Regions from separate parts of the Mus musculus genome. Here regions 2 and 3 are each linked to region 1. A link is a loop called in an ENCODE intact Hi-C map of the cell type or tissue named here. Cell type or tissue: left cerebral cortex. All regions are shown on one strand. Region 1 overlaps Klf12 (Kruppel-like factor 12). Region 2 overlaps Gm34061 (a long non-coding RNA gene). Region 3 has its middle 77 kb from the start of Klf5.

Region 1 (2,500 bases):
TGTCAAATGATCCCAGGCTAGCTTATAATTTATAATTATATACAAGATTTCATAACATAGTGAGTAAAATGTAATCAGCACTAGCTCTATAGAAATTCAGGCTGGCTTGCATGCTTTTACTAAACAGCTTCTTAGCCTTACCTTTGCTTCAGGCATGTTGAGTAAGATCCTTATGTGTGACCAAAAATACTGTATGTGGAGTTTGGGATTATAACTGATGAGTTACGAAATCCGCGCACGCTATGGGAAGGGAGCGGGCTGCAGTGAGAAACTTTCCTTAAGAAGGACACAGTAATTATCGTGTTAATGTTTTACAGTTCTGCACTTTAGTAGTGTCTGACCACTCGTGTATTTCCTTAGGACGCAACCTTGTAAACATTTCTAGGGATACAGGAAAGGGAACTCTTCTACATGTTAGCAATGCATACACAATTAAAGAAGAGTTTGGGAGTGCACATTTAAATAATTTCAATTTTAAAATAATCAACTCTGTTTTGTTACTGTGCCGCTCAGGTAGTGGCAGGAATATGTGAGCAATTATTTTGAAATAGTGTCATGATGGCAACCCCTGCCGAGGCTACATTGTTAAAGGAACATTACAAAGGAGAAAATGTAGCTCAGGAGTCATCACAATGTTGCCAGCAGGCCCACTGTTCCTACCCTCTCGTCTACATTGTATATTTCTTCCACACAATAAGGTATGCAGTGTATTTAAATGAAATTGTAGAAGCTTTAAGTTAATGGAGTCTTACTTGTACAGTGAATATCTACTTTTCATTTCCTTCATTTAAAGATAGTACAGGTATATTAAGTGTACATTCTAAAAGAAAATATGGCATCATTTAGGTTGTTCACTATTGTCTTAAGCAGGGGTTCTCAACCTTTGGGGCTCGGAGTACCTTTTCATGGGGGTCAACTAGGATCATTAAAAAACACAGATGCCTACAATATGATTCATAACATTAGCAAAATTACAGTTATGAAGTAGCAACGAAGATAATTTTATGGTTGGGTATCACCACCACCTGAGGCACTGTCTTGAAGGGCCGCTGCATTAGGAAGGTTGATAACCACAAAGTAATTTCAATGCTGTTTTAGCTCTCAGGTGTCAGTAATGCGTACAGCCACTAGATGGAGCACTAGACTCGGCTGTTGCAGCTAGTCTAGGTGGGAAATATGATGGCTCTCCTGCTGTGTGGGACACACTAAAGTGAAACGTGGCAATCAGAATGAAATGTTCCACAGAGCATTTCAACTTAGTAATGAATGGAAAACGGAGTTAAATTTCAAGCCAAGTTTCTAAAAATAATCCCAACATGTCTTTTCTTTTTCAATAAATATTGGAAATATTTCATATTACAAATTGATATTATGCCTCTGCCACAAATCTGGGGCGGGGGTGGGGGAGAGTCATTAATAGGGCAGTTTTGTTTAATGTTCATTAAAATTTATATTTATATTTATTTATTTGATAGAATTTATATCAAGTTCTATAAACTGAACTTGAGATAGATACATTTCTCATGTATCTGCCTTCATAAAAATAACTCATATCAGAATATTAGACATCGAAAGGTTACTTATGGAGGCTTGAAAATATGAACCAGGGATGATTAGACCGTGTCTGAAATCTGTCCTTATTTACATTTAAAAGTAAAGGAAACTGTACACTAATTAGCAACGCCTCCTCGGATGAAAGGGGCATGTGCTGTAACCGGATCACTGTTATTTATAAATTACACGTGTGATGCACTTAAGCCCCACTTACACCTACGCTCCCTCCCACGCGGTGATGCTAAGTGGCTCCAGATTCCACGGTCTCACTTTTCCCCTGACTCATCGCTTCTTATTGCTATTCATGTATTTCTTTCTTCTAAACTGACATCTCGATTTCTTTTTTTTTTTTTCCCTGAATAAGATTCTAAAGTGGCTTGGGGAGATTCTCGGACAGCTGTCCATCGCGGTGGCCTTTGGGTCCACCTTCAGATACATACAGTGCTACTTCTGATATTTGCGTCATTGCTCATGGTTCCTTGAACTCCCCTTTTAGGATCTCCCTCCTATCTCTATTAACTATAAGACAAAGCACACAGCCTAGTGATGGTGCTGAGATACCATCTAAAAACTGACTCTTTTCAGGGTAGAATCCTCATGGTAAGTAGCTTGTAAGTCCTGGCCAGAGTTCATGTAGTCTGTGAGCTGCATGGTTGTCTTAGTCTGCTTCTGCTGCTGATGTTACAGTATCACAGACTAGGCAAGATCTAAAGAATTAAGCTTGATCCTGATTTCTGGGTCTGGTTCAAGGTTGAAGGACTGCATTAGATGGTGGCCTTCTTGATATTGGAGTCCCGTGGTGGCTGTCACAGGACAGGAGACAGGAATGTTTGAGAGACTTATTTACTACTCCTTAAATGCCTCATGGTAGGGATTAAATTTCAACATGAATTTGGGTATTTGTTTGGTTGGTTAGTTTTTGTTTTTGTTTTGTCTTGTCTTGGCT
Region 2 (2,500 bases), 260 kb after region 1:
TAAGGATCAAAGAGAAAAGGAATTGATTAACTCATTTAGAGAAGGCAAGAAATTAGGAAGAAAGCAGAAAACACCTGGGCTCCCCTTGAAGACAGGGGCTTGCGCAATCTCTCCGAAACTTATCTGTCACTTACTCATCCACCAGCCAGAGAACTTCTAAATAAATATTCAAGGAGCAACTACTTGCTAGGCAACAGTTTGGAGATGAGAGGCAACCACAGCATGCCGGGTGATTCTGAAAGGATAGATTTACTTCATGAAAGAACCCTTAGCTCACTCTCCAAAACCAAAAGGGATTGGGCAAAACAGCTATTTGTCGCACCCATCTCTAAATGAACTGATTCTGAGTGATAAAATTCATTTTGCACTCTGCAGTTTGGCAGAAGTCACCAAACATGGAACCTTGCCCATCACCAATGTTCAAAACATCTGACAACTCCGAGGGCCTGGCTATTACCTATGCATATTTTTGTGCGTATTCACTTGTCCACAGGACTGCATAGATCATCACAGCACAAGGGTGCATAGATGCACGTGTGCACACGTGCGCGCTAATACACACACACACACACACACACACTCATACACTCACACATTCGCACGTGCACGCTCACTCCCACAGACAGGTACATGTCTGGGGGTGGCATTAGGCACTGGGAAATGTGGATACACACAAATTATCTTTGGAAATTAATATGGGATTTAAATCATACCTACGGGTCAATATTCAACAGTTGCAACAAGTATTTGACCCGTTGTCCATGATAAAATAACATCAAGATACTAATATATTCTCCTTTAGGGATTATATTTTCGTTCTATTTCTATCCAATGGCTGATTTCCGTTTATATCTATGAAATGAGGAAATGTTCTGGTGTTTGAAATGTGAACACAATGTTGCCATGATTCTAAAAAAAAACCAAAAAAACAAACAAACAAAAACAACAACAACAACAACAAAACTCAAGCAATTCAAAATTGTTTCCTGGTAAAACTGCAAGCACCTCCCCTTTCTGGTGTCTTTGAGTCTCTGATTTCAGATGCATTAGTCATGTTCCTTGAGGCTGAACCTCATTTTATTAATTTCTGAAGTTTTCTCCTCATATAAAGGTAGCTGGAGTTCTGCAAGAGCATTAGAACAAGATCAGCCTGTTCTCAACGTGACAAATTATACGGTTTCTATGTGAACACTGCCGTTCTTCATTCAGAGTCAGAAAGCATGGGAGCTGAGATGAGTCATAGTTTCCCGACACTGGAAGAACTTGTTTGCTTCTCCCGCCTCTGAAATGCCATCAGAGAAGAACTCGATTCTTCCCAAGGACCAGCGAATTCTACAAGATCACATTCTAGATAAAGGAGTTTGAAACGAAGAACACACCACCACCACCTCGGTGTAAATTTAACACCACCACCACATCCCTTGCACGCAGAGGCAAGGCTGAGAAAGCGGTTTGGTTAACCCCCAAGCTGCCTTTAGACAAACCAGTATTGAAGCTTTCTTAGATGTTCAGACAACAAGGTGTTTTAGTGATGCTGTTGTCAGTGAGGAATAGCAAACTCTTTAGAGGCGAATATCAAACCATGGAGATTGATCAATGACCGTGCTGGTGCTCACCACAACCTGCGAGGCAGAGATCTTTGTCCACCTGACTGAAGCTTTGACATTTTCTTTAGTGGTCTCATTTCTCAATGACACAATGTACTCCTCTGTTTTACACAACTGTCAGAACAACAGTCCACCTATTCATATCAGCAACACGAAAACAAAAACAATGTGTACAGAAGGTAGGAAGAAAACAAAACAAAGACTTATAAAAGAAGTCGGCATCCATTCAGCAGCTGCCTTTGTCTTCTCCCCAGCCTGCCTGAAAATGTCATACTTCGGCCTGGAGACTTTCAACGAGAACCAATCTGAGGAAAACTTGGATGAAGAAAGTATGATTTTAACGCTGGTCCCATTTAAGGAGGAGGAGGAGTCAATCACAGACTACCCTATGCAATCAAATGTTTCTTCTTCAACCTCAGACCACACACCACCAGCCCGTTCGTTCTCTGGTGAGGCATGCGGGAATCAAACATCCAACCAGATCCATACCAAGCACCTGTCCTCCGCCCAGCCTGCCTCCTATTAGGGACGTGTCCCGGAACACTCTTCGGGAGTGGTGTCGGTATCATAACTTGAGCATGGATGGCAAGAAAGTTGAGGTCTATTTGAGACTTCAGAGACACTCATATTCTAAACAAGAATGTTATATTCCCAATACATCTCGTGAGGCCAGAATGAAGCAGAGTCCCAAGAAATCCAAGATTGTCACCAGAGGAATCGGGTCTCCAAGCAGGTGCCAAAGGAAGAAGCAGGAGAATGGTATCCTGGGAATTCTAACTTCACCTAAGGAGTCCACATTTGCAGCCTGGGCAAGGATTGCCATGAGAGCAGCTCAGTCAATGTCTAAGAATCGATGTCCTCTTCCGTCTAACGTGGAGGCCTTTCTGCCACAA
Region 3 (2,500 bases), 520 kb after region 1:
TCTGCCTCTGCTTCCCATATGCTGAGATTTTGAAATTTAAAAAAAAAAAAAAAAAAAAAAGAATTCTTCTTTGAAAATACATTTTTTTGACACTGGGTGTCATACAGCTCAGAATGGCTTCAAACTCACTATGTAGGTAAAAAAAATGGCTTTAAACTTCTGATCCTGCTCCCATCTCCAAAGTGTATGCCTCTGAGATTACAAGCATGTGTCAGAATGCCTGGTTCATGCAGTGCTGGGGGCCTGACTCTTTAGGAAGCTTGGAATACGTGAGATGCTAATTTGAGAGCCAAAAAAGAACATAAACAGGTTCTAAGAAAAGCCCTATGGGGGACGGAGGTGTGTGTGTGTGTGTGCGTGCGTGTGTGTTTGTGGGTGTGGGTGTGTGTGTGCATGTATGTGTGTTTGTGTGTGCGTGCGTGTGTGTCTGTGTGAGTGTGTGTGTGCATGTGTGTTCATGTATGTGTGTTTGTGTGTGTGTGCATGTGTGTGTTTGTGTGTGTGCATGTGTGTGTGTGCATGTGTGTGTGTTTGTGTTTGTGTGTGTGCATGTGTGTGTGAGTGTGTGTGTGTGTGCATGTGTGTGTGTTTGTGTGTGTGTGCGTGTGTGTGTATGTGTTTGTGTGTGTGAGTGTGTGTTTGTGTGCATGTGTACATACAAGTAGGCATATGAATACCCATAATCGCACGTTTTCTACTGCTTTTGATGGATGTCTGTTAAATGACCACTCTGACACGAGTATGAGAGGAAAGAGCCCAGGAGGAGAAACAGTAAGAGGCACATTTTATCCTGACCACCAGAATGACAGTACATCATAGCTGAAGGAATTTTTAAAGGCTGTCTGCTTCCTGTCAATATCATATGAAGAGATTTAAGCTGCGATTCTGCCTGTTTCTGTTGTCACTCCCCTTGCCACGTGAGCTCCCAGGAATGGGTAGACAAGGCTTCCTAAAACCAGACTCTGATTCGAAAGAACTTTCAGATTCACCTAGGATATTCATATGCTCACATGTATATGTGCATGCTTACACACACACACACACACACACACACACACACACACACACACACACACCACATCACACCTCAGTCCCCCATAGGACTTTTTTTTAGAACCCTTTTATGTTCTTTTGTTGGCTCTCAAATTAGCATCTCACGTATTCCAAACTTCCTAAACAGCCAGGGATGGCTTGGTCTCCCACTACAACCTGCTCCGAGATGGGACAGCACACATGTGCCAGGCACCAGGCCAGGTTGTGTGCGGTGCTGGAGATCAAATCCAGACTTTTAAACAAGCTAGGCAAGTGCTCTACAAACTGAACTGCACCCCTAACCCTTGTTCCTTCTCCACACAGCCTCGATCTAGCACTCAGTCTTCAATTTCTTTGTAGCCAGCTCTCAGATCCAAACCTTGAGCTACCTGACTCTTGAAAGACATCAGTTACTCAGGGTTTCCGATTCCCCACCAACAACATTCTGCACGTGGAGAATAAGTGAAGGGAATAAAGAGTCACAAAAAGGGGAGTCTGAGGAGATGGCTCAGTCATGGAGAGCTCAGTGTTCAAAAATGAGACTCCGAGTCTGAATCTCCACATCAAACAGAACTGGGTGTGGCTCTGCAGGCTTGGAAGCCCAGCCCAGGGGATTGGGGAGCAGGGGCAGAGACACGCAGATCTGAAGAGCTCACTGAAACAGTTTAGCTGAAGCAGTGAACTCCAATTCAGTGAGAGTCCCTATCTCAAGGCAATAAGGTGGGGGGAGGGCAGGAGAACTCCTGAGAGCTTGCTCTGCCTTCCAAGTGCACACCTGCACATTCACAAGTGTGAGTCACACACGTGTGTCATACACAGTACACACTGCAAAACTATAAACAAATAAATTATAAATAGATATGACAAACAGATAGATAGTCACAAAAAAGAATGTTAGTAATACAGCCTTGACTCTGAAAACAAAGACTAAGCCCTGAGTCTTCTGTTTAGCAGTCACAGAAGAGTTTTGTTCTTGTCATTCTGTAGTTTGGTGCCACAGAAAACTGAAGGTTAAAACAGAAGCGCTCCACTGACCACTGAAAGTCTTGACACCTATGTAAAACCTCCAGCATGGGGCCCTGCACAAGTGAATGCTCTCTCCATTCGTGTAGGCTCTTATTATCCCAAGAACCCATGGGATTCATGCAAGCAGAAAGCAGCAGGCTCCCTCACTAGGTAACTAGAATGAATGGTGCATGTGTGTATGTTCGCATGTGCATATATGGGGTGGTGCAGAATTGAAATGAAAAAAAAAAAAAAAAACAGATGCAGAACAGGCAGGAGTAGAGTTTCAATGAGCTTGCCCAAACTCAACTTTGCTTTTCTATTGCTTCTGTCTTTTGGTTCCATTCTGATTTCCTTATGTGGCTCATTCTGGGGCACCCTGTGGGGACAAGATGGTTTTCCCAGCATTACCTTTATAACTTATTTTTTTAAATCCTTCAAAGACAAAGTGCAAGTCTCTCAG

Evidence for each region. A loop is a pair of places that touch in the nucleus more often than their neighbours do. Peaks named below come from ENCODE experiments on the same cell type or tissue, not always from the same donor. Only the 100,000 strongest peaks of a DNase experiment are listed, where the experiment ranks them.
Region 2: a loop joins it to region 1, with 5 times the contacts of the local background. A loop is called at or near these places in 2 of 42 quality-filtered maps.
Region 3: a loop joins it to region 1, with 2.4 times the contacts of the local background. A loop is called at or near these places in 2 of 42 quality-filtered maps.

What each region holds. Positions count from the first base shown.
Region 1 is chr14:99,893,555-99,896,054 of GRCm38, reverse strand. All of the region lies in intron 6 of Klf12 (Kruppel-like factor 12), which reads left to right. Among named protein-coding and RNA genes, the nearest start is that of Gm22970, 120 kb to the right of the region's middle. In left cerebral cortex, a CTCF peak has its summit at 1,128 (motif pointing right); DNase peaks (open chromatin) are centred at 1,143 and 1,785.
Region 2 is chr14:99,630,039-99,632,538 of GRCm38, reverse strand. The region is part of intron 1 of Gm34061 (a long non-coding RNA gene); the gene reads right to left. It also overlaps the pseudogene Gm9298. Among named protein-coding and RNA genes, the nearest start is that of Gm33880, 4.0 kb to the left of the region's middle. In left cerebral cortex, no CTCF peak of the experiment used is centred here; a DNase peak (open chromatin) is centred at 1,241.
Region 3 is chr14:99,374,538-99,377,037 of GRCm38, reverse strand. No RefSeq gene overlaps it. Among named protein-coding and RNA genes, the nearest start is that of Klf5, 77 kb to the right of the region's middle. In left cerebral cortex, no CTCF peak of the experiment used is centred here; DNase peaks (open chromatin) are centred at 230, 926 and 1,230.